Linked DNA regions of Homo sapiens: region 2 is linked to region 1. Evidence: chromatin loops called from intact Hi-C (ENCODE). Cell type or tissue: B cell. All regions are shown on one strand. Each heading gives the region's core, and the rest is flanking DNA. Links, peaks and the distances in the headings are about the cores only. Region 1 overlaps SFMBT1 (Scm like with four mbt domains 1). Region 2 overlaps SFMBT1 (Scm like with four mbt domains 1).

The links. Peaks named below come from ENCODE experiments on the same cell type or tissue, not always from the same donor. Only the 100,000 strongest peaks of a DNase experiment are listed, where the experiment ranks them.
Region 2: it touches region 1 in a loop (1.8-fold over the local background); 3 of 110 quality-filtered maps call a loop at or near these places.

The regions. Positions count from the first base shown.
Region 1 is chr3:53,010,667-53,027,145 of GRCh38, forward strand. All of the region lies in intron 1 of SFMBT1 (Scm like with four mbt domains 1), which reads right to left. Among named protein-coding and RNA genes, the nearest start is that of SFMBT1, 27 kb to the right of the region's middle. RefSeq lists an enhancer at 7,875-7,924. In B cell, for the core only: no CTCF peak of the experiment used is centred there; a DNase peak (open chromatin) is centred at 7,845; H3K27ac peaks cover 2,267 bases.
Region 2 is chr3:52,958,638-52,975,116 of GRCh38, forward strand. SFMBT1 (Scm like with four mbt domains 1) reads right to left here. Exons shown (of 21, transcript NM_016329.4): 2 at 10,464-10,621. The coding sequence starts at 10,491. Among named protein-coding and RNA genes, the nearest start is that of STIMATE-MUSTN1, 69 kb to the left of the region's middle. In B cell, for the core only: no CTCF peak of the experiment used is centred there; no DNase peak of the experiment used is centred there; H3K27ac peaks cover 274 bases.

The DNA of each region.
Region 1 (16,479 bases), core at 3,625-11,624:
ATAGCCTAGTACTTGTTTGACAGTACCTGACTGAGAAAGTGACAAACATCTCTGTATATATAGAACTTAACTTATAAAACATGTTTAAATAAGGTAATTTGCCCAAAGCTTCTCCATTGAATTTTAATTCCACAATATTTGTTATACCATATCAACAAAATGACACCAGATAAAAAAGACCACTAAGCTCAGAAACATCTATTTGGTATCTGTATCTTCGGAACTGTCTTCCACTCAGTATTTACCAACACAGTTAAAAACCAGCATATTTACAATGCTTCTTTACCAGCCTGCTAGCAACTTGTCTCTATCTACTACTGAGCACCTCCTTTGTTCTTGGTACTTCCCAGGGGATGATGGGGTGGCCCAATAGGAAGCTCAGTCTTGCCCTAAAGGATTTTACAGTTACAGATAGAATCACTAGAGAAATTTCTGAAATGCAAGGCTTTTCAAAATTAGCTGCCAAAAAAGGGAGAGTTAACTGTGGGTCAAAATAGCTGCAAACAGCTTTACCAAAAGAAAGGCATAAATTTCATCTTCAAGGACAGACAGAATCTTGGAAAGGTAGAGGAAAGGGTGGAAGGCATTCCCAGCAGGCCAAGCAGCATGCAAAGGGTACCAAGGCTGGCATCAGGCTGGCATCAGGTCGGCAAGGGGCAGGGTGGAAAGTATGCTCGTGTGTAAGGTGGCAGGAGGGATCAATCTGCTGGCATAGATAACGAGGCCCCACAGAAGAGTACATATAATACATAAAAGTTCTATAGTACACAAACAGCACCAAACAGGAAAGACTTGAGGAGTGCTACATTTTATAGCTGCCAAGTGACATATACTCAGTTAAAGGGCAGTTAGGACCAGCAGCAGACCAGCAGGAAGGTGTTGGACTAGCCCAGAGATCAAAGGCTGTGGGCTTAAAGCAGAGAAGCGGCCATCAGAATGGTGTCAAAGGATTGAGCCTAAGAGACATTTCAAAGTAGGAAATGACAGAAAAATCAAAGATGACTCCAAATTCTAGCATGTGAAAAGGAAAATAAATACTGGTGCCACTGAAAATACTGGGATAGTAGTTAAGAAGAACTGAGGTTTGGGAGTGAGGGAGGTGTAAAAGACTGGTGTGTTCACCATGACTAGTGAACTCTGTGGTAATGAGAGTGGCCACCCAAGTGAAGAAGTCCTGGAATCAGCTACAAACCAGGCTGTTGTCAGATGACAAAGTAGAAGAAAGGTTGGATTGTAGGTTTGCAAGTCAACTGGCATGCTGAAGGTAACTACTAATCAGAAAATCTCACGGAGAAATGAACAGAGAATGAAGGAGAGACCACAAAAAAAGAGAGGTAGGAACTAACACTTTTTAAGTATCTATGTGCCAGCCACTACATGAGCCACTTTGTATAAATTAAATACAGAAAAAATTGAGAGGTAGGAAACCTAGAAAGTTTCCTCTCACAAAGAGGAGTGCACCAATGACAAAGCCAAACATGAAAGGAAATTCAAGAGAATAAAGGCTGAGAAAAGAAAGGACACTGGCCTTGCCACTACAAAGGTTACTGGCACCCTCTGGGAGAGATTTCCAGTTGTGTGGTGGAAGCCGAGGCTACGATGTGGGTGGCTGAGAAGAGAAGGACAGATACAAACTGAAGGCCGTGAATAAGAAGTAGGCATTTAAGTCGCTGCGCAGCAAATGGACAAGATTCAATGGCTGCTAAAAAGGACAGAAGTGCCTTGCAGTGAGTGCTCTTTTTTTTTTTTTTCCCGAGACGGAGTCTCGCTCTGTCGCCCAGGCTGGAGTGCAGTGGCGCGATCTCAGCTCACTGCAAGCTCCGCCTCCCGGATTCACGCCATTCTCCTGCCTCAGCCTCCCGAGTAGCTGGGACTACAGGCGCCCGCCACCACGCCCGGCTAATTTTTTGTATTTTTAGTAGAGGCGGGGTTTCACTGTGTTAGCCAGGATGGTCTCGATCTCCTGACCTCATGATCCGCCCGCCTCTGCCTCCCAAAGTGCTGGGATTACAGGCGTGAGCCACCGCGCCCGGCCGAGTGCTCTTAATCCTTTGCTTATTTTAGTAATAGGAAAACACTGGCCAACAAACCCAAAAGTCAAAGGTTAGGGCCTACATATCATATGATTCAAGGTAATGCAATTATGGGAAAATGGAAGACACAATTTAGTTTTTGCAGGCTAAATTTCCATCACCAGCAAATCTAGTTCAGCTATAAATATAACAAATTAACATACACTGATTGGAGCATATTTCACCTGCTTTATAGTTGAAAAGCTAACATCTCTCAAAACTCAATGCTAAAGAGACTAATAACAAAAATACAAAAAAACCCATAAAAAATTATAAATATTTTATACTACCTTTCCCAAACCGTAAACCATATTTTGAAAAAGCATCTAAAAGACCAATCACAATCATCTGAAAATCTGCTTTAGGAATTGTGGAGCTACTGGATTTGATTATAATGTTGGCAAAAACACTTGCTGCTTCAATGGAAAATATTTTCATCAATATTTCCAGTGATGGGCTCTAAGTTGAGATAGTACAATTCATTCATGAAACTTGCTAAGTTACAATTTATGCACTAGTTTCTACTCAAAATGGTAAGGGTAATCATTCTTCAATCTTTCACCTAAAGAGTAAAACTCTTCTAGGTGGACAACAGGGAACAGGTAAACTTAGAATTGCCAAAGAATATTACGTCTTGAGTATAACTCTTAGTGGTATTGTATGGCTAAGTTGTTCAAAACAGACCAGAGGTGAGTTTCTGCTAAATTCACTTTTCTATCCACTGCTAGCTGGAATCAACTTTTTTCACATTCTAGGAAATGATTACTATATTTGCTCTTGCCAAAATGCTCTCACCATTTTGTTACTATTAGATAATAATCCATTAATAGTAAATTTAATTACTTCAAGAAGGAACACAGTTTATTTATAAAGAATCTTTTTTTTTTTTTTTTTTTTTTTTTTTTTTTGAGATGGAGTCTTGCTCTGTCACCCAGGCCGGAGTGCAATGGCGCAATCTCAGCTCACTGCAACCTCCGCCTCCTGGGTTCAAGCGATTCTCCTGTCTCAGCCTCCCAAGTAGCTAGGATTACAGGCGCCCACCACCACACCCAGCTAATTTTTGTATTTTTAGTAGAGATGGGGTTTCACCATGTTGGTCAGGCTGGTCTCGATCTCCTGATCCCAGGTAATCCGCCCATCTCAGCCTCCCAAAGTGCTGGGATTACAGGTGTGAGCCACTGCTCCCGGCCAAGAATCATTTTATTTAAATAAACTGCCTTGCAGTCAGGGAGGAAGAGAGCTGACACTTAGTGCTTACCGCACTAGGCACCATGTGATATGATACCTCTTCCATCCCACCACCATTTGAAATATTCCCATTTTAAAGGTCAGGAAATAAGAGACTCAAAGAAGTTATTTAACTTATCAAATATCACACAACTAGTAAATGACAGCCAAATCCATAACCTAAGTTATTCTGCCAACACACCGAGCTGCCTGCCATTCAAAAATAAAATATTTACATGTAAGGCTTTTTCCAAAATGGATTTCCTCATCTTCTATCATTTCTTCTTAGGCATTTCACTGAATGTCCTAAAGCCTCAATTCAGGAAAGAATTGAGATCACTTCTTAGAAAGTTTTTAGGTGAGGCGCAGCGGCTCATGCCTGTAATGCCAGCACTTTGGGAGGCTGAGGCAGGAGAATCGCTTGAGCCCAGGAGGTCAAGTTTACAGTGAGCCGTGATCACACCACTGCACTCCCGCCTGGGTGACAGAGTGAGAGACCCTGTATTTAAAAAAAACAAAACAAAACAAAACAAAACAAAACAAAACAAAACAAAACAGTTTCTAGAACCACCACCCAATGAATCAACTAACAAGAAGAAACCTATCTGAGAGCTTTTACTGATAACAGATCTTCATAAAAAGCTCTGGAGACCAACAGTAGTACATCTAGTCTACCTTATAAACTGTACAACTATTTTTACAATATTCTTTATTTTCGCAACACAAAATCAGGTGTCACAGTCTCTGACAGGGGTGAGTCCTAGGCTCTCTTGGGACTAGACTCTAAAGGACAGGCCCTCAGTGTGTGATGGAGTGAGTGAATGAATAAAGACACAGCCAGCATAAATGTTAATACAGCAGAGAGAAACTATGAATCTGGAGGACCCCCAAAATGAAAGCATAAAGCAACCTCCCTCAACAAATGTCATTTAAAAAGCCAGAATCATGTTTGAGTTATATAAAAAGTAATAGGACCGGGAGCAGTGGCTCATGCCTGTAATCCCAGCACTTTGGGAGGCTGGCACAGCAGATCGCTTGAGCCCAGGAGTGGGAGGCCAGCCTGGGTAACATGGTGAAACCTCGTCTCTACAAAACTTAGCTGGGCATGGTGGTGTACGCCTGTAGTCACAGCTACTGAGGAGGCTGAGTGGAAGGATCATTTGAACTCAGGAGGCAGAGGTTGCAGTGAGCCAAGATCATGCCACTGCACTCCAGCCTGGGTGACAGGTGAGAGAGACCCTGTCCCAAGGAAAAAAAAAAAAAATCATTGTATTTTAATTGGCAATACCCCAATTAAAGCTACAAGAATGGTTATCATAAAAAAAAAATAGAGAATAACAAGTGCTGTCAAGGATGTGGAGAAACCAGAAGGTAAAATGGTATAGGCAATTTGAAAAAACAGTTTGGCAGTTCTTCAAAAAGTTAAACATAAGAGTTACCATAGACCCAGCAATTCCACTCCTAGGTATATACCCAAGAGAAATGAAAACAAATGTTCACACAAAAACTTGTATAGCAATGTTCACAGCAGCATTACTGACAACAGCCAAAATGTACAAACAACCCAAATGTTCATCAACTGATGAGTAGATAAATAAGATGTGACATAGCCATATAGTAGACTATTATCTGGTAATAAAAACAAATGAAATACTGATACACACACAATATGGATGAACTTCAAAAACTTTATGCTAAATTAACACCAGGTCCAAAAGACCACATATTATATGATATCATTTACACAAAATGTCCACCATAGGCAAATCTAGAGAGACAGAAAGTAAATTAGTGGTTGCCTTAGGCTGAAAAAGCAGGGAAAGGGCATAACTGCTAATGGGTACAAGGTTTTTTTTCTGGAATAATGAAAATGTTCTAAAATTAGATTATCATGATGGTTACACTACCCTGTAAATATACTGAAAACCAATGAATTGTATACTTTAAGTAGGTGATTTTCCTCTTATTTTTTAAATAAGAAAAAGCTTACAATTGTTTGCTTCTCATTTTTCTTCTTCACACAGCAAGGCCTGCAGTAGGGAAGACTTATTTCATCAAGAACAGTATACTATGGTTTTTCTTTGATTTAGAATACTGTCTTTCTAGCACCCTACTTTTAGCAGTAAAAGAAAATAAAGTTAGGAATTTCTAACATTTAGAAAATAATCATTAATAAATTAAAGGACAAAGTGAAAAAAAAAAACAAAACCCAGAACTTTAAGCTTACACCTCTAACTCCAAAGCAGGAGGAATTTGCTTGGTCCAGCTCAGCACACCAGACACTACTACACTCTCTGAGCTCTAATAACACTTACCATCATAGTCTTGATCATGGATTGCGGTGCGAACCTCCAGAGATTGCCTCAAGCCAAAGACATGTCAATCTAGCTGAGGTCAGGGTGAACATATATCCAACTTTCAAAGCATACAATCAATGTCCAACCTTCCCAATGTGGTTGTATCAACACACATACCACAAGCGTGAATAACAGCTCCAGTGGCTCTACGTACTCAGTGACAGTGGGTTTTAAAATTCCTGCAAATCTAGTGAGTGTGTAATGACATATCCCCGTGTTTTAATTTGCATCCCCCAATTAAAGTGAGACAATGCCTTTTCTTATGTTTACTGACCACTGGATTCCCTCTTTTGAGAAGTGCCTTCTCAAGTCATTTTCCTACTGGGCTGTCTTCCTTATTTATTGATTTGAAGGAATTCCTCACATATTCTGACAGTTCTATGTGATTATTTATTCTCCCATTCTGTGGCTCATTTTTTCACTCTCTTTATGTCGTCTGTTGATAATGGTTTTAATTTTAATGTAGTCATATTTATCAACCCTTTCCTTTACAGTTAGTGCTTTTTGCCTCTTATTTTAAGAAATTCTTCCCCATTCTGAAACCACAAAGATCTTCGCTTATTGTTTTGCCTTTCACATTGGAAATTTCTATTTTGATTCACATTGGAAAGATCCAATTTCCTTTTTATTTTTCCCATCTGTAAAACTGATTATTGTTAACTAGATTCGTCTCCAGTGTCTAGACTTATATAACCACTAAGAAAAATAGGAACGAATGAGATCCTCCTTTTGTTGAGGATCTACTATGCTACTATGCTGAGTACTTTATATACAGTATACAAATATACAGTAATTCTGCAAAGTACATTATTACTAGTCCCATCTTAAAGAAAATGAAACTAAGGCTAAGAAACACACCCAAGCTGTTAGAAGATAAAGATGGGATCCATGCCTGTCTAATCTAGTGCCCATAATATTTCTGCACACCATACTACTTTAGGTAAGAATGTGATCTCTGGATAAAACAGGAAATATTTTCATTTTGAGGATGTTGCAGTCACTTTACTCTCCAGGTCCACTAGTATAGTGACACTTATTTTTTATTTGGCAGTTCTTTTATTAATTCACTCAACAGGTATTTCTTGAATTCCTACTACCTGCTAGGTACTGTTCCAGGATCCAGGGATGAAATAGTGAGCAAAACAAAATCCCTACCCTCTTGGGGGTTTATAGGCTAATCAGATCAGAAGTGTAGTCTCCCATGTCTATTCTACATTAAGTCTTACACAGTTAGTAAAGGAAACCTTCCTCCAACAGAAGAGTGACAGGACTGCAACATGAAGCACTCTCATGGAACAAGAAGGAACTTAAAGAGCAACTTGGAGAAATACCAGTACTCATATGAAACAACCCCACGAAATAAAGCATCCCATGCCTCTTCCCTTCTCCTGCAGCTTATACCTTCACTCTTCAAAAAAAGCAATATAATTACCTTAACAAAATGAGCATGACTTCTTGTAAACATCTATATACACCTTGTGCTGTTTCTAAACTCTTTTCCTTCTCTATTTAAAAAAGATGCTTTTCAGTGTGTGGCAAGTAACAATAAACTGCTTTTTCATTTCTTTAATACGAACTGGAAGTCTATGCATACTTAGAAAATTGCATACTTAGAAAATTGAAGAATAGGCTGGGCACGGTGGCTCACGCCTGTAATCCCAGCACTTTGAGAAGCCGAGGCGGGTGGATCATGAGGTCAGGAGATCGAGACTATCCTGGCTAACACGGTGAACCCCTGACTCTACTAAAAATACAAAAATTACCTGGGCATGGTGGCACGGGCTTGTAGTCCCAGCTACTTGGGAGGCTGAGGCAGGAGAATCACTTGAACCAGGGGAGGTGGAGGTTGCAGTGAGCCGAGATCGCATCACTGCACTCCAGCCTGGGCGACAGAGCAAGACTCCATCTCGAAAACAAAACAAAAAGAAAAAAAAGAAAAAGAAAATTGAAGAATGCAAGAAGCAGGCAAGAAAAAAAGTTAGTTCTGCAGTACAATATGAAGGCCAAGAACTTCCTTTATTTTCCCACCACCTGCCTGGATCTGTTTTCATCCTTCAGAGAAAGGAAAATCCCTTCCCTGAAGCTCTAGACACCACCCTGTTCCCATATTTACTCTGTAACCTAGAACCTTCAGTTAGACCCCATGTTCTACACCCCTATCTACCATAACAGTCCCATAAGATCAGCACACAAACAGGCTCTCATGTTGCTATCTCAATAGTAAAAGAAAACCCCTTTGTGCCCTCCAAGCACTTCTCCATTTCTCTGCTTCCTCCTCACAGCAAGCCGTCTCATCTCAGAGGCTTGCCTTCATATGGCATTTCCTCATTTCCTCCCCAGTCTGGCTACAGCCTCACCTAACTCACTGGTACTGCTCTTGTCCAGGTCACCAATGACCTTCCAATTGCTAAATCCAATGGTTTGCTCTCTTATCTTACCAGATCCCCTCCATTCTACACAGTAAACTGCCACTTCTCAGAGGATTTTCTTCTCTCAGGTACTGTGACACTACTCTCCTGGTTTTCCTTCTTCCTCTTTAGCCAATCCTGTCTCCTTTGCTGCCTCCTCCAGAATCACAAGCTCTAAAGCTTGGAATTCCTTGGGGTTTGGTGCTGTGTTCTCTTCTTTTTTTCCCATCCACACTGGAATTCTCTTCCTAGGTGATGTCATGCAAACTCATGGCTATAAATATTATCGATACTCATACCTGTAATCCCAGCATTTTGGGAGGCTGAGGTGGAAGTATTGCTTGAGCCCAGGAGCTTGAGACCAGCCTGGACAACACAGTGAGACTTCGTTTCTACAGAAAAAAATTTTTTTAATTAACTGGATGTGGTGGCCTGTATCTGTAGCCCCAGCTACTGGGGAGGCTGAGGTGGGAGGATCACGTGAGTCCAGAAGGTCCAGAGGGCTGCAGTGAGCTATGATTGTATCACTGCACTCCAGCCTGGGCAACAGAGAAAGACCTTGTCTCAAAAAACAAACAAAAAAAAGCACACGCATGTGCATGTGTGTGTGTGAAATCAATGATTAAGAGGACTCAGTCACTGGTGTGTGTGTGTGTGGGGGGGGTATATGTGTGAAATCAATGATTAGGACTCACTCACTGAGCTCCAGACTCACATATCCAACTACTCATTTGGAATTTCCATTTTAATGTTACATGGGCAACCAAAACTTTTTCCTTCTCAACCCAACTCTCCCCAGGTTTCCCCATCTCAATATTACAGGACCAACCTAGTCAAAAACTTAGAAACCACTGTTGATGGCTTCCTCATCCTCACCCTGTCCATGAGCAAGTCCTATTGAGTCTAGCCACCATGAATTTTGAAATCAAACACTTCTCTCCATTTTTCACTGTCATCATCCTAGTCCATGCCACCTAGACTATTGCAGCGACCTCCAAACTGTCTCCCTTTCCGCATTTGGAAGTCCATTCTCCATAGAGCATACAGGCATTTTTTAAAACACAAAGCAAATCATGACACAAACCTACTTAAAACCTTTCAGTAACTGACTAAATAGTAAAATCAAAACTCCTTACTGGGATATACGAGGCCCTGCAAGATCTGGTGTCCCCACTTACCACTTCGGCTTCTTTCCATTCACACTCCCACTGTTGGTTCCTAGTTCACCACAGACTCCAATCTCAGGGCCTCTGCAGGTGCTCTACCCCTCACCCAGCCTTCTCTACACGTGACTGCTTCTTGCCTTCCACAGCTTAGTCTAAAACCAGTACATAAAGATTTTTTTTTTTCTTGCCGTGGCCAGTGAGTACCAAGAAAAAAAAAAGTAGGCCGGGCGTGATGTAATCCCAGCACTTTGGGAGGCCGAGGCAGGCGGATCACCTAAGGTCAGGAGTTCAAGACCAGTCTGGCCAACATGGTGAAACCCCGTCTCTACTAAAAACACAAAAATTGGCCAGGCATGGTGGTGCATGCCTGTAATCCCAGCTACTCAGGAGGCTGAGACAGGGGAAATCGCTTGAACCTGGGAGGCGGAGGTTGCAGCGAGCCAAGATCACACCACTGCACTCCCGCCTGGGTGACAGAATGAGACTCCATCTCAAAACAAACAAACAAAGAAAAAACAAAAATAAAGAAAAAGAAAAAAAGGAAAAAAGAGACTTTTCACTCTATTGAACACATCCCCATCTTATTTTCTAATACATCAGTCAGATTTCCTGCTAGCATTTATCACAATTACTAGATTTTACTTATTTCCTTACTGGTTTATTATCTCCCTACCTTCCTGCAATACAAGCTGTTGTCTTTTTTGGGTAGTATATTAAAGCCGATACATGTTTGTAGAATGAATGGCAGAAAAACAAGTCGAGGATGGAAGAAGGAGGGAGAAGGGGAAACCAAGAACAGAGAACACATTTCCAATCTATACCCAGGCTTCCACCCAGAGTTTTGTAATACAGGTTTTTCCATACTAAGTAAAAGTAGAGGCCGGGTACGGTGGTTCACGCCTGTCATCCCAGCACTTTGGGAGGCTTAGGCGGGCGGATCACCTGAGGTCAGGAGGTTGAGACCAGCCTGGCCAACATGGAGAAACCTTGTCTCTACTAAAAATACAAAAAATTAGCCAGGCATGGTGGTGCGTCCCTGTAATCCTAGCTACATGAGAGGCCGAGGCAGGAGAATTGCTTGAACCCAGGAAGCAGAGGTTGCAGTGAGCTGAGATCGCGCCACTGCACTCCAGCCTGGGCAACAAGAGTGAGACTCCGTCTCAAAAAAAGAAAAAAGAAAGTAGAGGTCCCCTATTGGCTACGTTGAGCCTAACAGTGATATATAATAAACTTAATCTATTCGTAAAGGACATCTCTAACAACAATCTTTTTTACACTCAGTACATTTCTAACGAAAGACCAAATTCAATTATCACTTCTCTACAACTAGTCTTGGGAGTAACTAGTATGTACCTAAATTTGCTGAAGTAAATCTGGAGACAATTTTGCTTAAAACCTGATGTCAAGGAGTGGAAAAGGTAATATGAAACTCAAATGCTTTATGCCTACCCTCATTAGAAAATGTCTCTAGGAAAGCAAAATGTTAAAGCTGGGTGATGTGTAAACTGGGGATGTATTATATTATCTCTACTTCTGTGTTATGTTTAAATTTTTCCATAATAAAGAGTTAAATAAATAAAAGTAAATGCCTCTATGAAGTCAAAAGACAACAAGTATCCATGGGTCACAGACATACTCCTGGCTCAAGTGCACTCTGTTGCCATTTGGAGATTTAATTTAAATCAGTTGATGGTTGCTAACAGTGTCTCCATAAGTCTTATGACCTAAGGCCTTCATCAGGGCCTTTTTGGGAGAATCGGAAGACACAAGGAAGCAGGAGTCCCCTTTCACCTGCTCTGTGTCACAGCCTTCCAGCCCCAGCACCACCAACCCAGCCCCTTTCTATGGGAGTTTCCAATAACCACAGCTCAAAAACAGCAACCGCAGGGAGAAATAAAATCATTTACAAGGGGAAAAGAGAAAAAGCACGCAGAAGGGGAAAATATTAATACATTATTTTTGCTTAAATTCAAACCAACCATTTTCCCCTAGAATTCTGATGAGGTAATATTTCTTCTAAAGCAGCACTTCAAATTCAGGAAGGGATTCATAGAAGACTAAATGCAAAAAGAGCAGAGGCCAGCAACCCCACCCAATAAAGTTTCTTCTCTCAAAGATTCCTCACCGCTCTCTAGAATTCGTCTATGGCATTAAATAAAAAGTGGTTAAGAGGTGAAAATTAAGGCCTCACTTACTAGGTGAAACAAAGAACAGAAGAATCTAAGCTACTCTAGCAGGTGTTTGTTTTCTACTGTAGAAACAGCCTAGCTGGACTGGGTGCGGTGGTTCACACCTGTAATCCCAGTGATTTGGGAGGCCAAGGTGGGCAGATCACTTGAGCCCAGGAGTTGGAGACCAAACTGGGCAACATGGTGAAACCCCATCTCTAGTAAAAACACAAAAATTAGCTGAACATGGTGGCATGCGCCTGCAGTCCCAGCTACTCGGGAGGCTGAGACAGGAGAACTGCTTGGGCCCAGGAGGTAGACGCTGCAGTCAGCCATGATCACACCACTGCACTCCAGCCTGGGCGACAGGGTGAGGTGCTGTCTCAAAAAAAAAAAAAAAAAAAAAAAGCAAACATAAGACCCTGTTTCTATAAAAAACAAACAAACAAATAAATAAACCAGAATGAAGAAGCAAAATACACTATAGACATACAGTGGAATATTATTCAGTCTTTAAAATGAAGGCGATTCTGACACGTGTTACAATGTGGATGAACCTGGATGATACTATGCTAAGTGAAATAAGCCAGTCAGTCACAAAAAGACAAATACATGACTCCACTTCTATGAGGTACCTAAAGTAGTAAATTTCATAGAACTGAAAAACAGAATGCTGGTTACCTGGAGCGGGGTGGAGCGGGAAATGGGAAGTTATTATTTAATGTGTATGGAGTTTAAGTTTTACAAGATGAAAAGAGTGATGGAGACGGACTGTGGTAATGGTTGCACAACACTATGAACATAGTCATACCACTGAACTGTATACTTAAAAGCAGTTAAGATGGTAAGCTTTATGAATGCATTTAATACCACTAAACTATACACTTAAAAATGGTTAAGATGCTAAATTTTATTTTGCCACAATAAAAAATTTAAAAAAGTCATCCCTAATAAATAGCTTATTAATAACTTCATATCATAAATCATGTAGTTACCAAGTATGTTTAGATTTTGGTGTCCTTGTTCATAAAGTGAGAAGAGGAAAAAAAGAGGAGCAACCCGACCTTTAAATGACAGCAGGGTCCTGAGTAACAGATGACTCTAATCAGATCAGGAGAGGTCAATGTGATCCTTTATGTGACAGAGATCTAATCTGGGACATGGTTGGGCCTAAACACAGATTTACTGAACTCAAGGAAATGAACACTTAATCACACTAAGAGATCAGGGCCACAGTGAAGATATGTTTCCTGTCTTGTTCCATTTCTAGAGGCTGAGTTCAGTTTTGTGGTTCAACACATGGATATGACTAGGCTAAACTGGGATTTAATTCTTAGCTTTCTTATATTTCAGTCATGGTCTAAGATCTCACTCTGTGTTATTATTTGGTGGCACAACCCAAACTACTCAGTTTAATTTGTTCTACATCTAAATTTATCTCCATACATGAATTAAATAAATACCATCTGTGCTGGATAGTGTATGCTGGTACTTAGTCCCACATCTACCCTTCCAGACTCTCCCTGCATCATCAGGCCTGAAATCTACATTTCCAAACCCCCCGTCAGCTGTGCTCCCATTAGGCTCTGGCAGCAGCACTGGCAGGAGTACAGGTTCCTGCTTGGTTGCAGCGAACTCCAGTAGCATCAGTGAGAAATGCGGGTTTGTGGGCTCTGGTTTGTAGGCACCTTCTCCCTTTTGTTCCTACAGCCCTTTCTTTTTGTAAACAATTCCTAGAATTACATCCCTCTTGAATGAAACACCTGGAGTGGTTTCCTGACTAGACACTCGCTAATAGCCCTCCAAATTCAAAATTTATATAACTCATGGGCCAGGGTAGGGAGCTATGCTATGAAATACTCATTCATCCATTCATTCAACAAATTCTTAGTGAGCAACTACTATGGACCAGATGCTGTTCTAGGTACTGCAGATATAGTAGGAAACAACACAGACAAAAATCCTTGTCCTCAAGGAGCTTACATTCTAGTGAAGGAGAGGCAATACTCAGGATAAATAAATAAAACACATAGTGTGTAACACAAGTGCTAAGGAGAAAAAAAATTAATCAGGGGCAGGGATATGAAATGTTGGAGAAGGGTTGAAATTTTAGATACGTCAACTGTCTGCGTGTCACAGTCGGGTGGTGTGCTTGCTTCCAAGTCTGGAGGTGGGTGGTTAGAGCCTGTTCTATGAAATTTTAGATACGCAGGTCACTGAGATGATTTTGGGGGAAAAAACCCCAAAGAGGTAAGGGAGCTAGTTACTCACATAACTGTAGGAAGAGCATTCCAGGCGAGGGAAGATATGTCCAAGAGTCCTAAGGAGGAAGTCTCCTTGGCATGTTCCTATGTGGAACAGAACAGGCAATGGCGAGGATATCTGAGAGATGGGGAGGGCCGGCCATGAGAGCCTTGTTGGCTATGATAAAGGCTTTAGCCACTGCAGTAAATTCTGAGCAGAGTAACATCATCTGACTCACTTGCTAACAGGGTCGTTGTGTGTCAACAACAGACTGCAAGGGGCAAAGGGAGAAGTAACAGGGAAGACAGCTAAGAGGCTCCCGAAATAATCCAAGTCAAACTGAATGATCGCTGGGACCAATGTGCTAGCACTACTTAGAGGGTGCTAAGCAAATTCTGAATATATTTTGAACTCCCATCTGGGCCTTAAAAAGTCAGGGGCCGGTCCAACAATCTCGCTGGAAATCATACAACAGAAACTTCGAAGGGACTCCTACCAGGTGTAAGAATATAACGAATATTATAGAATTATTTAATTATCTTTGTCTAAAGCCATTATATTGTTTATGTTTTGATATTTAACCAAATATAAGAATATAAAGGCTTTGGCCATTATATATAAGAATATAAAGTATACAATGACTTTAGCCAAAAATAAATAATTGCAAATTAACATTCTCCAATAGTTATTATAGGGGAAAACTAATTTATAACATGCCAGGTTATAAAACTTTTAATATTTTTATATAAGTATTATAGAAACAGTACAGAAATATGTAAGTACCTATTAATCCAGTTTTTATTAAACTGGTCAAGTTACAGAAAAAACATGACCTTCTTAACTGTATTTTCAAGAGGATAATTATCAAAATGTAAATTTTCTAGACAGCCAATGAAGAAAGAAATTTAGAACTAGAAAAAATCTGGGAGTCCCATTCCCTTCATTTTTGGACTAAGGTAACAAAGCCCAGATATATAAATGAAGCCTGGTCATTCTTCAAGCATCAAAACATATTTCAGGCTGGGTGCAGTGGCTCACGCCTGTATCCTAACACTTTGGGAGGCTGAGGTGGAGGGATCACTTTAATTCAGGAATTTGAGACCAGCCTGGGCAATGTTGGGAGACTTTGTCTCTACAAAAAATTTTAAAAATTTAAAAATTAGCCAGGCATGGTGGCACACGCTTATGGTCCCAGCTACTTGGGAAGCTGAGGTGAGAGGTCACTTGCGCCCAGGAGGTAGATGATTCAGTGAGCCATGATTGTGCCACTGCACTCCAGCCTGGGTGACAGAGTGAACCCCGTCTTAAAAAAAGAAAAAAAAAGAAATTCAACACTGTGATGGAAATATTTCTAGAATATATTTTTACTTCCCTATCTTCTTAAAACAGAGACTCCTAAACATACTTCATCTTTGCCTTGGTAACTCTAGCCTCTCTAAAGAGCAACTATACCCAGCCCAGGTGTGATGCTGGACTTTGCTGACTGCTGCCTCCACTATGCAGCCCTAACAATCTCTACTCATCTTGCTCCCAGCTGATGGTGTCTGATCTACACGGAAGGCTGGAAAACAGTTAAGAACCATACATCAGCTTTGGTGCGGGAGCTTTATAACAATTATTGTCAGCACTTGAAAACTGATTTTGCTTTCTCTCAGTGTTGGGCTGTGTTTTGAAGAGCTAATATTGCGTGCAAATGGATGGGTTAAGTGATGTAAGCACATTGCTTCAGAAAAAGTTCTACCCCCAAATGCAACTGATCACTTTACAGAAAGTGTAGTTTTAAATTATTAAAAGCAAAATTAATTATCTGAAAAAATATTAACACCATAAACATCACTACATGAAAACACAAACTGCCACAGTAATGCTTATGTCTCAAGTAACAGCTTACAAGTATCAACAGTAAAGTAATAAGCTGTAATAAAAAGGCACTTCATCTCTTCAAAACCTGCTATCCCACCAAAATTCTCCAGTAAGTTAACATGAACTAAATTTTTGGTCCCTTTCCTAGCATTCTACCAAAATCAGTTTAATTTTTAAAATAATAAAAATATTTTATTGTACTAGAAAGGAAAGATTCTAAAAACACACAAAACCATAAGTCAAGACAGCAAACGACTCACACGTAGCCACTCAGTGAGGACAGTAAGTCTTCCTTAGCAATTAAAGAGCAAATAGAGGAACTCAACAGAGAATACAAAGTAAAAAGGCTGAGGCCCTTTAAGGATAGCTGGAATTCCTACCAAGCTGCATGTTCATGGCCACAAGTTAACAGAGTTTACCCTCCCTCCCTGTGCCCCCACAGCTGCTCACTGCAGTTACAGGTAGGTCCCTGTGGGGCTGCCTACAGTCCTAGATATAACAGCCCAGAGATCTGTGTGGTTGGTTCTTAGCCGCACTCTCAAAAAGGAAGAGCTGGCAAGAACCTCAACAAAATTAAATAATAGCTTAAGAAGGAGGCAGCGCTAAAGATAAAGGTTTGAGAAGGGATTTTTTTTCTTCCTTTAGAGACAGGGTTTTGCCCTGTCCCTGGAGAGGCTGGAGTAAGATGGTGCAATCACGGCTTACTGCAGCCTCGACCTCCTGGGTTCAGCCTCCCAAGTAGCTAAGACTACACAATCGTGCCACCGCACCTGGCTAATTTTTCAATTTTTTGTAGAGATGGGGTCTCGCTAGGTTGCCCAGGCTGGTCTCAAACTCCTCGTCTCAACTAATCCTCCCTCCTTGGCCTCCCAAAGTGCTAGGATTATAGGCATGACCCACCATGCCCAACAGGGAAGGGAATTCAAAAGAAAATTTCAGGGTTACTTTCTTATTTTACACTAGATGTTTCCTCT
Region 2 (16,479 bases), core at 2,836-10,835, 53 kb before region 1:
GAGGCTGCAGAGAAATAGGAACACTTTTACACTGTTGGTGGGAATGTAAATTAGTTCAGCCATTGTGGAAGACAGTGTGCCAATTCCTCAAAGACCTGGAACCAGAAATACCATTTGACCCAGCAATCCCATTACTGGGTATCTACCCAAAGGAATATAAATCATTCTATTATGAAGATACATGCACATGTATGTTCACGGCAGTACTATTCTCAATAGCAAAGACATGGAATCAACCCAAATGCCCATCAACAATAGACTGGATAAAGAAAACCTGGTACATATACACCATGGAATACTATGCAGCCATAAAAAGGAACGAGATAATGTCCTTTGCAGGGACATGGATGGAGCTGGAACCCATTATCTTCAGCAAACTAACACAGCAACAGAAAAGCAAACCCTACATGTTCTCACTTATAAGTGGGAGCTGAACAATGTGAAAACATGGACACATCGGGGGGAAAAGCATACATTGGGGCCTGTCAAGGGGGACGGGGGAGGGAGAGCATCAGGAAAAACAGTTAATGTATACTGGGCTTAATACCTAGGTGATGAGTTGATAGGTGCAGCAAATCACCATGGCACATGTTTACCCATGTAACAAACCTGCACATCCTGCACATGTATCCCGGAAATTAAAAACAAACAAAAAACATATTTCAAATCGAATCACTTCCCACCATATCTACTGGCTATCTCTAGTCCAAGGTCTAACCACAATATCTTCCACCTTTCAATTACACTTAAAATCTAAAATCTGTGGGACACTACAAAGGCCGTACATGACCTGATCCCTGGCTGCCTACCCTACCACTTTATCCCCAGCCAGACTCTCCAGGCTCACCACACTCGGGTGACAATGAGGTTCCTGCCATTCTTTAATCATACTCTTTCTACAAACCCTCTACATTTGCTATCCCTCAACTCAAAGAATCATCTCCCAGTGTCCTTCATGCTCCATTTCATTCAAGTCTCTACTCAAATGTTCGTCTTCAGAAAGGCAACAGTATCCATCTTTAGGCTCTGCTTCCCTTTTCTTTATGGCATTCATTCCTATTGACAATATACCTGTTAGATCATAAACTCCATAAAGTCAGGAATTTGCCACCTAGATTCTTACAATACTCTTGTTAAGTGAGCCAAGACTCAAATACTCTATAATCCAATAATCTCACTTCACATAAACTCCCTAAGAGCAGGGATGGTTGTTTTGTTGTTGTTGTTGTTGTTGTTGTTCATTGACGTATTCCTTCAGAACAATGCTTGTTATATAGAAGACTCTCAATAAACTGCTGAATGAGTACACCCTAGGGGAAACCATACTCCACATGACCACAAGGAGGTAAATATAAGGATGTTCATCACAGCAGCATTTGTAATATCAACAAACTGGAAGCAGTAAGTAGAATAGATAAGTTATGGCAACCCTTCAATGGAATACTACTACACAGCAGTTGAAATGAATGCTAGCGTTGACACAGATAAGTCTCAAAAACACACATCAAGCAGAAAAGGCAAGTGCAGAATGAAAAGCACAGCTAGGTTTCAAAACAAAACTTTGCAGTGTAATGTTTATGAATACATGCATATTAATATAAGAGTGTAAAGAAAAGGATGAAAAGAATACGTATCAACTTCAACAAAGTTACCTTTGGGGATAAAGAGAAGGAAACAGATTAGAAGGGAAGTACAAAAGAGGCTTAAACTGTATTATGTTTCACTTCTTTTAAAAAATGAAAATGCATGAAAAGATGTTCAACATTACTAATCATTAGGGAAATGCAAATCAAAACTACAATGAAATGCCATTTCACACATATTAGAATAACTATAAACAAAAAGACAAAAAATAATAAGTGTTGGTGAGGATATGGAGAATTAAGAATGGTTGTATATTTCTGGTGGGAATGTAAAATGGTACAGCCACTATAGAAAACTGTACAGTACTTCCTCAAAATATTTTTAATTATCATATGATCTATCTATCTATCTATCTCTCTATCTATCTATGCATGTCTGTGTATATACCCAAAAAGAATTAAAAAGAGGGACTCAAACATGTATTTGTACACAAATGTTCATAGCAGCAATATTCACAATAACCAAAAGGCAGAGGCAACCCAAGTGTCCATCAACAGACGAATGGATAACAAAATGAATGTGGTATATACATACAATGGAATATTATTTAGCCTTTTAAAAAAAGGAAATTCTGGCCGGGTGCGGTGGCTCATGCCTGTAATCCCAACACTTTGGGAAGCCAAGGCAGAGGACAGCTTAAGCCCAGGAGTTTGAGACCAGCCTGAGCAACAGAGGGAAATCTCGTGTCTACAAAAATATTTTTAAAAGTAAGCTGAGCATGGTGGTGAGTGGCTGTAGTCCCAGCTACTTGAGAGGCTGAGGTGGGAGGATCACTTGCAAGGTTGGGGCTACAGTGAGCAGTGATCACATCACTGCACTCCAGCCTGGGCTGTTAGAGACCCCATCCTCCCAAAAATAAAGTTCTGACACATACTACAACATTGATAAACAATGAAGACATTATGCTAAGAGAAATAAGCCCGTCACAAAAGACAAATGGATACCTACAGTAGTCAAATTCATAGAAACAGAAAATTAAATGGTGGGTGCTAGGGGCTAGGGAAACTGGGGAATGGGGAGTTACTGTTGAACAGGTATACCTTTCCATTTGGAAAGATAAGGAGATGGATGGCAGTGATTACTGCCCAACAATGTGAATGTACTTAATGCCAATAAACTATACACTTAAAAATTGTTAAAACGGCCTGTAATCCCAGCTACTCAGGGGGCTGAAGCAAGAGAACCGCTTGATCCCAGGAGTTCAAGACTGTAGTGTACATGATTGTGCCTGTGAATAGCCACTGCACTCCAGCCTGGGCAATGCTGCAAGACCCCACCGCTTTAAAAAAGGTGAAAGTGGTAAATTTTACATTATGGACATTTTACCACAATAAAAAATTAAAAACATATTGAACATTAACATTTATTAAATATTTATGCTAGGCACATGATTGTTTGTTGTAGTCTTTTCCATAGTTTTAATGTATTTGAAATGTTTTCATTAGAAATACAAGCCAATAATAAAGACAGCTTTGAGGGCAACTTGAAAGTACAGGCCAGCAGAAAGTCAATTTACATTACTAAAACTTAACAAGGCTGGGCATTCGTGGCCCTTAGCAAGGACTCTAGGTCCTTAAATAGCATGTTAATTTAAAAATAAAAAATAAGTAACAATTAAAATGATGAATCACTCAACTAAAATCTCTCACACAATGCTGAGAAGAAACAAGACTAATGATGTGATGAGATGATGAGCAAGATATATGAGAGTTTATTAAAGAAATAAATGCATAATCCTTAAATATATGAAAATGTGCAAATTTTGTTTTAAGAGAAATGCAAATTAAAACGACAGAGATATCAGATTGAAAAGAATTCCAAAGTGTGACAAGCCTCAATGGTGAGGCTGTAAACAGGTAAAGCATAATGACACAACCTCTGTGGAAGAAAACTTGGCAATATCCAACAAAATTACATATGTATTTACCTTTTGATCCAGCAATCCCACTTCTAGGAATCTATCCCAAAGATATGCTGGCAAAAATACAAAAAGACATTTGTACAAAGCCATTCATTGTAGCACTATTTGTAATACCAAGACTGGAAATAACCCTGACGTCCATCAATAAGGAAATGGTTGAATAAATATGGTATATGTATTCAGTACAGGTTGCTGTAAAGCAATGAGAACAATCTCTATATACTGATGTGGAATAATCTCCAAAATATACTGTTAAGAGTAACCACACTACCAAACAGTATTTTTTTTTGTATCCCTATTTTTTGTATAAGATGGGAGAGAGGCCAGGCGCAGTGGCTCATGCCTATAATACTAGCACTTTGGGAGGCCGAGGTGGGTGGATCACATGAGGCCAGGAGTTTGAGAGGAGCCTGGCCAACATGATGAAACCCCATCTCTACTAAAAATACAAAAATTAGCCAGGTGCATGGTGGCACGTGCCTGTAATCCCAGCTACTCAGGAGGCTAAGGCATGAGAATCGTTTGAACCCAGAGGCAGGGGTTGCAGTGAGCCGAGGTTGTGCCACTGCACTACAGCCTGGGTGACAGAGCAAGGCTCCCTGTCTCAAAAAAAAAAAAAAAAGGAGAGGGAGATGTGAGTATGAGGATATATGTATATACACTCACATATATTAGTTTATATTTTTAAAAATGAACAACAGGAGAATAAATTAAAAAGTAATAAAACTGGCTATATATATGGAAAAAGAGAAAGAATTAGTAATATCAGGTTGAAGTTATTTTATTTTATTTTATTTTATTTTATTTTTGAGATGGAGTTTCACTCTGTCACCCAGGCTGGAATGTGGTGGTGCGATCTCGGCTCACTGCAACCTCCACCTCCTGGGTACAAGAGGTTCTCTTGCCTCAGCCTTCCTAGCAGCTGGGATTACAGGCGCATACCACCATGCCCAGCTGATTTTTTGTATTTTTAGTAGAGATGGGGTTTTACCATGTTGGCCAGGCTGGTCTCAAATCCCTGACCTCAGGTGGTCCGCCCGCCTCGCCCTTCCAAAGTGCTGGGATTACAGGCATGACCCACCGCCCGGCCAATTTTGACTTTAGAAATATGCAGGCTCATTATACAATTTAGAAACAATTAAATTGAAATTAAAAAAATTCTATAAATTTCAAATAAACTGAAACACATGAGCTAACTGTTGGTGGGAAAACCACAAGAAAACAGGATTCCTTTAAGTAATGTTATTTATTTTTATTTGTTTTTGAGACAGGGTCTTGCTCTGTCACCCAGGCTGGAGTGCTGTGGTGCAATAAAAGCTCTCTGAAGCCTCAACCACCCTGGCTCAAGCAATCTTCCCACCTCAGACTCCCAAGTAGCTGGGACTACAGGTACATGCCACTGCACCTGGCTAATTTTTTTTTTTCTTTTTGGTAGAGACAGGGTCTCCCTATGTTGCCCAGACTGGTCTTGAACCCCTGGGCTCAAGCAATCCTCCTGCCTTTGCCTCCCAAAGTGCTGGATTACAGGCGTGAGCCACCGGGTCTGGCCTATGCCATATTAAAATACAATACTCTGACTATAAACACCAGTGGAATATATTTAAAAGCAAAAACTATAAAGAAATCTTAAACTGCACACTGTGGTTGATATCTAAAATGTTGGTATTATTATTTTAAAATAATTAGAGGACTTCTATAGGATAAAAACAAAGAATAATATTACCATCATTAGCAAACAAGACATTTCTAAAAGGGAAGAGATACAAGCATAAAATCAAAGAAGAAAAAACTTTGTAACCCTGTTTTATTTTTGTTTGTTTGTTTTGTTTTTTTGAGATAGAGTTTCCCTATATTGCCCCAGCTGGCCTTGAATTCCCAGGCTCAAGCCACCTCAGCCTCCCAAGTAGCAGGACTACAAGTGCATGCCACTGTGCCCAGCTAAAACCCTGTACTTTTAAATTTACATTGTAAGTATCAATGTAAAACCATTATTTTCTTTACTTTTCAAAAGATGTGTATTTTCATGGCTGGGCATGGTGGCTCACACCTGTAAATCCCAGCAATTTGGGAGGCTGAGGCAGGAAGATCACTTGAAGCCAGGAGTTTGAAACCAGCCTGGGCAACATAACATAGCAAGACCCCATCTCTACAAAAATTAAAAAATTGCTGGGGATGATGGCATGTGCCTGTGTTCCCAGCTACTTGGGAGGCTGAGGTGGGAAGATCACCTGAACTTAGGAGTTTGAGGCTGCAGTGAGCCATGATCATGCCACTGTACTCCACCCTGGGTGACAAAGCAAGATTTTGTCTCTAAAAAATAGAAAATAATTTTAAATGTGTATTTTCTAGCTATGTCTGTAAGTAAGGCCTAGAATAAATGACAACCTAGTATCAAATTAGCACTCCAGCACCCAGATTGTGGTCTCTAAATATCATACCTACTTTAAAGAAAAAAAAAGCTCCTCAGAGAAACAGCGGATTGCAAGTTTGGGGGGCAGGATATGTTCAGGAGGTACTTGGGAATCTTACTGGTCCAGAAAGCAAGGACTAACTGTATCAAAGGTACATGACGTCACATCAGAAGAACACAGGAACCAGTCTGAAACAACTCTTGCTGCTCTAGAATTTGATCATCAAATGAATGATGACAGCAATACATTCAAACTCATCAAATGTATACATATACATATACGTACTTAAATACATGAGTTAATAATATTTAACACAAAGGAAAAATCAACTTCTGAAATGGCAGAATGATTATTGCAGTGAACCCACTCTCCCATAAAAGAACCAAAGGACTGGCTAACCAATGAAAATCATCATTTCAAAGTCCTAAAATTAACCAAAGGCAGAGAACAAGCTAAAAAGCATCAATTCAAGATAAGCCACTAAACCTCAGTTAGAAGAGCAAAATGCGACATTTTAGGTTGAGACTATTCCCTTCCCTCTTCCTTCTCCAGCTCAAAAATAAAATTTTAGAGCTGAAAATAACCCAATTAATTAAAAAAAAACCCTCTATGGATAAGTTCAACAGCAGAATGAAGCAGACAAGAAAGAATGAGTAAAATTGAAGACAAAACAACAGAAAAAACCCAATCTAAACAACAGAGAGAAAACATTAAAAAAAAAAATGAAGAGAGTCTGAGGGACCTGTGGGACAATAAGATAAGCTTAAACCCAAAAAATATATACACCAGACTCAAACTTCCAAAAACTAAAGGCAAAAAAAAAAAAAATCTTAAAATTAACAACAGAGAAACCTCTCTTTTAAAGCAAAGCGTTGCGGGTGGGAGGTGGGAGAGTGTCCAATGACAGCAGATTTCTCATCAGAAACCATGGAGGCCAGAAAGAAGTAGCACAATTATTTTCTGAGAGCTGAAAGAAATGAGCTTTCAACCCAGGATTCCATATCCAGCAAAAATATCCCTCAACAATGAATGGGGAAATCAACATATTCTCAAATGAAATGAAATGAAGACAATCTGTCACTACTAGACCTCCTTTAAAAAAAAGACTAACGGCCGGGTGCGGTGGCTCAGGCCTGTAATCCTAGCACTTTGGGAGGCCGAGGCGGGCAGATCACAAGGTCAGGAGATCGCGACCATCCTGGCTAACACGGTGAAACCCCGTCTCTACCAAAAATACAAAAAATTAGCCGGGCGTGGTAGCAGGCACCTGTAGTCCCAGCTACTCGGGAGGCTGAGGCAGGAGAATGGCGTGAACCCGGGAGGCGGAGCTTGCAGTGAGCCGAGATCCCGCCACTGCACTCCAGCCTGAGCGACAGAGCAAGACTCCGTTTCAAAAAAAAAAAAAAAAAAAAAATAGGACTAAAGCCGGCGCGGTGGCTCACGCCTGTAATTCCAGCACTTTGGGAGGCCGAGGCGGGCGGATCACGAGGTCAGGAAATCGAGACCATCCTGGCTAACAGGGTGAAACCCCGTCTCTACTAAAAATACAAAAAATTTGCCGGGCGTGGTGGCGGGCGCCTGTAGTCCCAGCTACTCGGGAGGCTGAGGCAGGAGAATGGCGTGAACCCGGGAGGCAAAGCTTGCAGTGAGCCGAGCCGAGATGGCGCCACTGCACTGCAGCCTGGGCGACAGAGCAAGACTCCCGTCTCAAAAGAAAAAAAAAAGGACTAAAGCCGGCGCGGTGGCTCACGCCTGTAATCCCAGAACTTTGGGAGGCCGAGACAGGTGGATCACAGGGTCAGGAGATCGAGACCATCCTGGCTAACACAGTGAAACCCCGTCTCTACTAAAAATACAAAAAGTTAGCCAAGCGTGGTGGTGGGCGCCTGTAGTCCCAGATACTTGGGAGGCTGAGGCAGGAGAATGGTGTGAACCCAGGAGGCGGAGCTTGCAGTGAGCCGAGATCACGCCACTGCACTCCAGCCTGGGTGACAGAGCGAGACTCAGTCTCAAAAAAAAAAAAAAAAAAAAAAAGACTAAAGAAAATTCTCTAAATAGAAATGAAGTGACAAAAGAGAGAATCTTGGAAAATCAGGAAAAGAATAAATGACAACATAAAGAGTAAAAATACTGAAAAATATAATAAATTTTCCTTCTCTCAAGTGTTCTAAATTATATGTTTGACAGTTTAAACAAAAATGTTAAGCATGTCTGATGTGGTTCTCAAAATATGTAGAGAAAATATTTAAGGCAATTATAAATAAAAGAGGGTAAAGAGAAGTAAAAGTAGGTAAGATTTCTATACTTCACTTTAATAAAATGAAGATTGTGATAAGTTATATATATATATATATACTATAATACCTAAAGTAACCACCAATAAGTGCTACAAGAGGATATACTCAAAAACACTACAAATCAAAATGGAATTCTAAAAAAAAGTTCAAGTAACCCACAGGAAAGCAGAGGGAAAAAAAGAACACAGGAGCCAGTCTGAAAGAAATCTCACTGCTCTAGAGAAACAAACAAACAAAAGCAGAAAAAATAAATAAGCAAAAAAGGCAGACTTGAATCCAAACATATCAATAATTACATTAAGTATAAATGGTATACATACATCCTATAAGGCCAAAATTTTTAAAAATTAGTGTATGCTGTGTCAAGAACCTTATTTCAAATATAATTATACAGGCATGTTGAAAAGAAAAGGATGAAAAAGATATACCATGCAAATGTTAATAAAAGAAAGCTGGAATAGGTAAATCCTAGAGACAGAAAGTAGATTATGGATGTCAGAGTCTGGGTGGAAAAGGAAATGATGGCTAATGGTTTGTTGTGATGGAATGTTCTGGAATTAGATAGCAGTGATGGTTGGAAAACTTTGTGAATAGACTAAAAACCTCTGAATTATGTACTCTAAAAGGGTTGATTTTATGGTATGTGTATTGCATCTCAAAAAACATATTTCAATAAAGTTTTTTGAAAAACCTCAACAAAAAAACCAATCTTTATTAATTAAAAATAAACCAATTGATAATGAGCCAAAGACATGAAGAGACATTTCACTGACGAGGATATGCAGATGCCAAGTAGGAACATGTAAAGATGTTCAATATCACTGGCGGCCATGAGGGAGGTACAAATTAACACCAGGATGAGCTGTCACTACCCACCTATCAGAATGGCTTAAACAAAAGTAATGACAACACCAGATAGCAGTGAGGATGTAGAGAAACTAGAACTCTCATATACTGCTGGTGAGAATGTAAAATGGCACAGCCACTCTGGAGCATAATTTTGCAGTTTTCTTTACTAAATATGATCTAGTGATTGTGCTGCTGGGTATGTACCCCAGAAAAATAAAGTATTATATACACAATTGTTAATAGCAACTTATGTGTTGGTAAGAGCCAAAAACTGGAAACAACCAAAATGTACTACAATAGATGAATGGTTAACCAAACTGCAGTACATTCATGACTGCTCCTCCACAATAAAAAGGAACAAACTGTCAATATACGCGAGAGCTTGGATGGATGTCAAGGGCATTATTAAAGCCCATCTCAAAAAGCCATGTACTGTGTTATTCTATTTATGTAACATTCTTTAAATGACAAAATTACAGAGATGGAGAACAAATTAACAGTTGCCTGGGATTAGGGAAAGTCAGGGGAAGGAGGATAGGTGTGGGAGCTCTTTGTGGTGATGGAATAGTTCTGTATTTTGACTGAGGGGATGGTTCCAGGAATCTACACATGTGACAAAATGACATAGAATTGCACATTCTTTATACTAACATCAATTTCCTCAGTTTTATATCATATTATAGTAACTAATGAGAGAAACTGGGTGAAAGGAACATGAAATATGTCAGTAAGTACTATCTTTGCAAACTCCTGTGAATGCATAATTACTTCAAAATAACTAGAAAGTAATCATCAAAATTTTAATGCTATTTTAAAAAAGAAGTCTGTTCAAAACAGTTTCTTTTTTTTTTTTTTTTTGAGAAGGAGTCTCGCTCTGTTGCACAGGCTGGAGTGCAGTGGCGCGATCCTGGCTCACTGCAAGCTCTGCCTCCTGGGTTCACACCATTCTCCTGCCCGAGTAGCTGGGACTACAGGCACCCGTCACCACACCCAGCTAATTGTTTGTATTTTGTTTAGTAGAGACGGGGTTTCACCGTGTTAGCCAGGATGGTCTCGATCTCCTGACCTCGTGATCTGCCCACCTCGGCCTCCCAAAGTGTTATGATTACAGGTATGAGCCACCGCGCCCGGCCTTGTTCATAACAGTTTCTTATTTTTTCAGCAAACATTATTAGTAGCCCCTAGTGCCAGGTTCTCTGAGAGGTACAGAAGATGGCAATGAAAAACAACTTAAGACTTCAAAGAGCTTCCAGTTCAGTGGTAGAGAAACAGACAATATAACACAGGCAAGTAATATAATTGTGCATCCTAGAGAATAAATTCTGAGAATAAAACCAATACCTGCATCAAGCTGCTGCTCCCCGTTCATTTCCACAGCATATAGGCAGGCTATATCCTCCCAAAACAAAGGAAAGGCCTATGGTTCTGCTAGGATCTGAAGATTACTTGCAGGTTTCAAGCATCTGTTCAATGGGTATCCACGGGTCCAAATGAAAGTGCTGAAAAATGAAAAAGAACACATTAAACAGCCTGAAGCCCAAGTGTGCTCACTCACTCATCAAACAGGGCACTCGACTGGTTGAGAGATGACATAAGACAAAAACATACTGGCAGAATAGATAGGACTGGAGGAAAAAATTGATACCTTTTCTAATTTTGAAGAGTCTGTATGTGTATGTGTGCGCTCATGTGCGTCTGTATGTGTAGAGAACGCACACTATCGAGATCTTGATAATAAATCTAAAACTCACAACAAAGTAAGATGCATATGAATCATTACCCTTTAAATTTACATTACCATACTTAGCACCATGATTCCTATACACAAAACTCCAGTTCCTAATGGTCTCCTAGGGAGACAGGGGAGTTAGCTTTCAATGCTGTCTTACACAACGAATATGATTCAGGATAGAGTATTACTTTATCTAATTTTCCATCTCATCTATCTAGAATATTATGCAGATCCATAAATATCAACTGTATTAGCCTACAATTATAAAGAGAATTCCTCCAAAATAAGCTTTGAACCTGCTTATTCTTTTTTTAAAAAACAGCTTTAGGGCTGGAAGCGGTGGCTCATGACTGTAATCCCAACACTCTGGGAGGCTGAAGTGAGAGGATTCCTTTGAGCCCAGGAGTTTGGGACCAGCCTGGGCAACATGGCAAAACCTCACCTGTACTAAAAATACAAAAACTAGCTGGGTATGGTGGCGCACGCCTGTAGTTTCAGCTACTTGGGAGGCTGAGGTGGGAGGATGGCTTGAGTCTGGGGGACGGAGGTTGCAGAGCCAAGATCGCACCACTGCACTCCAGCCTGGGTGACACAGCCAGACACTGTCTCAAAAAAAAAAAAAGAAGAAGAAAAGCTTTATTGGGATATAAGCCACATACCAAAATTTCCCATTTTGAGGTACAAATTAATAATTTTTAGTAAATGTACAAAGTGTAACCATCATAATTGAATTTGAGAATATTTCTATTATCCTGAAAAGAAGCCAAATGCTCACTTGCAGTTCCTTCCTATTCCATCCCTAAGCTCAAGCAACCACTCATCTCCTTTGTCTCTACAGATTTTGCCTTTCCCAAACATTTCACATAAATGGAACCATATGAAATGTGGTCTTTCATATAACCTTGGTTTTCTTTCACTTATCATGTTTTTGAGGTTCATCCACGTTGCAGTATGGATGAATCTATTTATTCTTGCTTTATATATACATGTAAAATAATCTAAGATATTAATCTAAGATATTATCTTAATATGTGCCTAACAGATTAGAAAGAGTAAATGAAAGGGAGAAGAGAGCTGCTACAGGAAGGCATGGCATGAACTAACTGCAAGAGCGACAATACAGAAAACTATAGCATTGGGATGGGTACTTAACAGCACAGCTTTGGGAGTGATATTCTGCAGGATCAAGCAATTCTATACTTCTCAAAAGTTTTGAGTGTGTATTAGAGCCCCCAGTAAATGATTCTCATAAGCAACTTTAATCATGAAGAAAAAGCTTAGCTTTTAATACATCCTTATACCACTTTTGCCTGAAAAGGTACCAGCTACCTAAAGGACAATAGCTTAAAATGGGTAGGGATGGCCAGGTGCGTGGCTCATGCCTGTAATCCTAGCACTTTGGGAGGCCAAGGCGGGCAGATCACTTGAGCCTAGGAGTGAAAGACCAGCCTGGGCAACACAGCAAAACCCTGTCTCAAAAAATATATATGAAAATTAGCTGGGTGTGGTAGTGCATGCCTGCAGTCCCAGCTACTTGGGTGGCTGAGGCAGGAGAATCGCTTGAGCCCAGGAGGCTGAGGGTAAGGCTGCAATGAGCCAAGATCATGCCACTGCACTCCAGCCTGGGCAATGAGAGTGAAATCCTGTCTCAAAAAAAAAAAAGTGGGGAGGTAAGGAAACCTAGGTTCTAGTGCCAGCTCTACTGATAACTAGCTATGCAATCTGATACGCTACCGTATTATGTCCATTTTTTATCTATAAAACAAATAAAGATCTTTTTCAGATTTTAAATTTTCATTTCATAATGAGCGTAGAAAACGTTTTGATAACTATTAAAATTGTGGACATCCCACTTGAGATAAATGCCAATTATCCCAAATCGTATCACAGAATATAAGCACCGAAACCCACACTTTCAAAGATGGGAACAATTGAAAAGAAACTTGAGAGTGATGTTTAAGGCTTCTAAATGTGCTCTCTTCCCTCAGTTTACTTTTCTACCCCAAGCCCAAAACATCCAAACTGTATCACTCCACCTACCAATTTATTCATCCCCATATACTTATCAAACACCAGCTCCTTACCAACCACTACTGTAGGGGTGGGGTAAAGTAATCAAGAGAGATATGGTTCCTGCTTTCATGGAGCTTATTTTCAACTGCAGGGAGACAAATTAAGCCAACAATAAAAAAATTATTTAAATTGCTAGCAAGTAGAAGTACTAGATGATAAGAAAGAATATAAAGGCAGGTCTAACCTAAGGTCACTGACAGTGTCCCTGAGAAAATGATACAGCAGCTAGGCAAAAGGGGGAGAAAAGGAGGACTATTCCAGGCACCAAGAACAGCATAAACCAAGGCTCTACAGTGGGAAGGACCTGAAGGCTGCTGTGGCTAGAGCATGCAAACCAACAGAATAAGTGGCAAATAAAAGACTGAACAGGAAGAGAAGGGATAACAGCAATTAATATTTACTGAGGACTGCCTACGTGCTGGGGCACTGTTTTAAGCAGGTTGTTGACAGGTTCAAATTTCTATGGCTCTAATTTAGTGGATAATCTCCACATATAAAGTCTTGACACTTCAGCATGGTTTTGATAGAACGAAGTCAGTGCTAAATAAATATCTGTTGGGTCACTAGGCTTTGAAGATGTCATCTACTGTTTATGTTCATGAGCTCTTGGAACATGCTAGAGTATTTTGTGCAGAGAGCCACAAAGTACAAAAATAATAATGAAGCTTCAAAGCCAAAAGGCATTAAGTGGAGAGATGCAAGTCTTACGTAGCAGAAAGCTAAGGCTGTGACATTTTTTCAACCTTACATCAATCATTTAGATTTTAGCCAATGAGCAATCAGTTCATCATCTTAATAGGATCACAAGAAATAGACTGATGAAGTCTTCTGCTGTGGAACATCTGTTCACGCTCTCTCTTTATTGTTAGCCTGCTGTCTTTTCATGCAGTAAAGAAAAAACGGTAAACTATCCAGGCGCTTAGTATATGAAAATTTAATTCACTTTTCCTTTATTTCCTGTTCATATTAAATTGTCTTACTGTCATCATTTATTTTATCATTTATTTTGGTATTATCACCCTCTTGTAGTGAACAGAACACACTAAGAGTTACTCATTTAAGGCCTGGTGAGGTGGCTCACGCCTGTAATCCCAGCACTTTGAGAGGCCGAGGCAGGTGGATTGCTTGAGATCAGGAGTTTGACAGCCTGGCCAACGTGGTAAAACCCCATCTCTACTAAACACACACACACACACACACACACACACACACACACACACACACACACTAGCTGAGTGTGGTGGCGGGCCAATGTGGTAAAACCCCATCTCTACTAAACACACACACACACACACACACACACACACACACTAGCTGAGTGTGGTCGCGGGCACCTGTAATCCCAGCTATTTGGGAGGCTCAGAAGAGAATCGCTTGAGCCTGGGAGGCTGAGGCTGCAGAGAGCCAAGATCGTACCACTGCACTCCAGCATGGGTGACAGAGCGAGACTCTGCCTCAAAAAAGGAAAAAAAGAAAGAGTTATTCATTTAAATAAGTACTTATAAGGCTGGGCCCAATGGCTCACCCCTGTAGTCCCAGTGCTTTGGAAGCCTGAGGCGGAAGGATCTCTTGAGCCCAGGAGTCTGAGGTTACCATGAGCAATGATCACACCACTGCATTCTAGCCTGGGCAACAGAGACAGACCCTGTCTCAAAAATTAATAAGTAAAAATAAATAAATAAAAGTAAAAATAAATAAATTCTCATGAATTAACTGATCTGGATCTTACTCATCTTATTTAATACTTTAGTGAACTAAATAGGTGCCTAGATATTTGGAGGGGGTTCTAAGAAAATATACTGAAGCTTGGAGAAATTTTAAATACTTCTAAGAAATATAAATAAAAATTGAAAAGGCAAAGCTAATTGGATAAAATAAGCTTTCAAGACAAATACTAAAAAAGAACAACAACTAAACCCAGGCAGAAAAATCAAACTGAATAGCTATTTCATTTTTAAGTGGTACATCAATATAAAATAAAACTACCATGGAATTTTAACAGGTTTTTTTGAAAGACCTAAAAGTCATCTGAACAACAAATATGTTAGACAAAATTTTCCCCTCCCATCTTGGTGGGGTTTTTTTACACACAGTATCACTGTGTTGCCCAGGCTGGAGTGCAGTGGCACAATCTCGGCTCACTGCAACCTCTGCCTCCCAGGTTGAAGTGATTCTCCTGCCTTAGCCTCCCAAGTAGCTGGGATTACAGGCATGAGCTACCATGCCTGGCTAATTTTGTATTGTGGTAGAGACCACGTTGGCCAGGCTGGTCTCGAACCCCTGACCTCAAGTGATCCGCCTGCCTCAGCCCTCCCATCTTGTTTTATATTACACATACAAGTCCACACTCTAAGCCTAGTAGTAGTAACCTGGCTTCATGTTAATGCCCTTTCTTTTCAAGGCTAAGATAAACATTGATTAAGATGAGTGATTACATGGGGAAGTTGCAATAATGCAAGAAAAATTTCTGTGGGAAGTATCCTCAGCCAAATGATTTAACATGTCTGACATAAGTAACTTTTAAAGGGCTTAGAAAGGACAGGACCTCAGGGTGGTTCTAAAGATCACTGATATGTTCGGTGGCTGGAAAAACAAAACAAAACAAAACACTTTAATTCAATAAATACCAGGCAGTTAGCAAGAAAATTCCTATTGAAATGTTTGAATTTGTACACTTATCCCTCAACAGAAACAAGTCCAACAATAATTTCGAGTATGTTGTTAAATATACTAATTGCAACAATTCAGCAAATCAGATGCTCCATTTTCAGCAGATGTGCAAAGTTAACTCTGACCCTGACAGTGCAGTCAGTGGTAGAGTCACCTTATATTTCCTGTTCCCATTCCCCAACAGGTGTAGTTTTCTGTCAGCCTTTCACTCTTACTATAGTCAACTGTAACTACATGTTTTATTTGTCTATCTAAATTAAACGTTGTCCTTCCATTTGTCAAATGCCAACATAACTCAGGGGCAGAAATCTTCTATTGTTTCATTAAGTTGTTTGTTATGTCATTTTTATTCTTTTAACCCACTGCTACATGTCTGACTAGAGAGATTAAAAAATAAAGTCTGATAAAGTCAAGGTTTTAGTTCAATTTTGCGAGAAAAATCTTAGCCACTCATATCATCTAAATTAAATCTGAGGCCAGGCACGGTGGCTCACGCCTGTAATCCCAGCACTTTGGGGGGCTGAGGTGGCGAATCACTTGAGCTCACGAGTTCGAGATAAGCCTGAGCAATATGGCAAGACCCTGTCTCTATAAAAAGTAAAAAAAAAAAAAAAAAAAAAAAATTAGCTGAGTGTGGTGGCACATGCTTGTAATCCCACCTACTCAGGAGGCTGAAGTGGGAGAATTGCTTGAACCCAGGGCAAAGGTTGCAGTGAGCCAAGTTTGCGCCACTGCACTCCAGCCTGGGTGACAGGGCAAGACCCTGTATCAGAAAAAAAAAAAAATCTGAGCCAAACCTTTTCATGATTTTATAAACCCAACACAGGGCAAATCCATCTCAGTTGAATAAACTGGTACTAATAAATTTATAAAACCACTGAA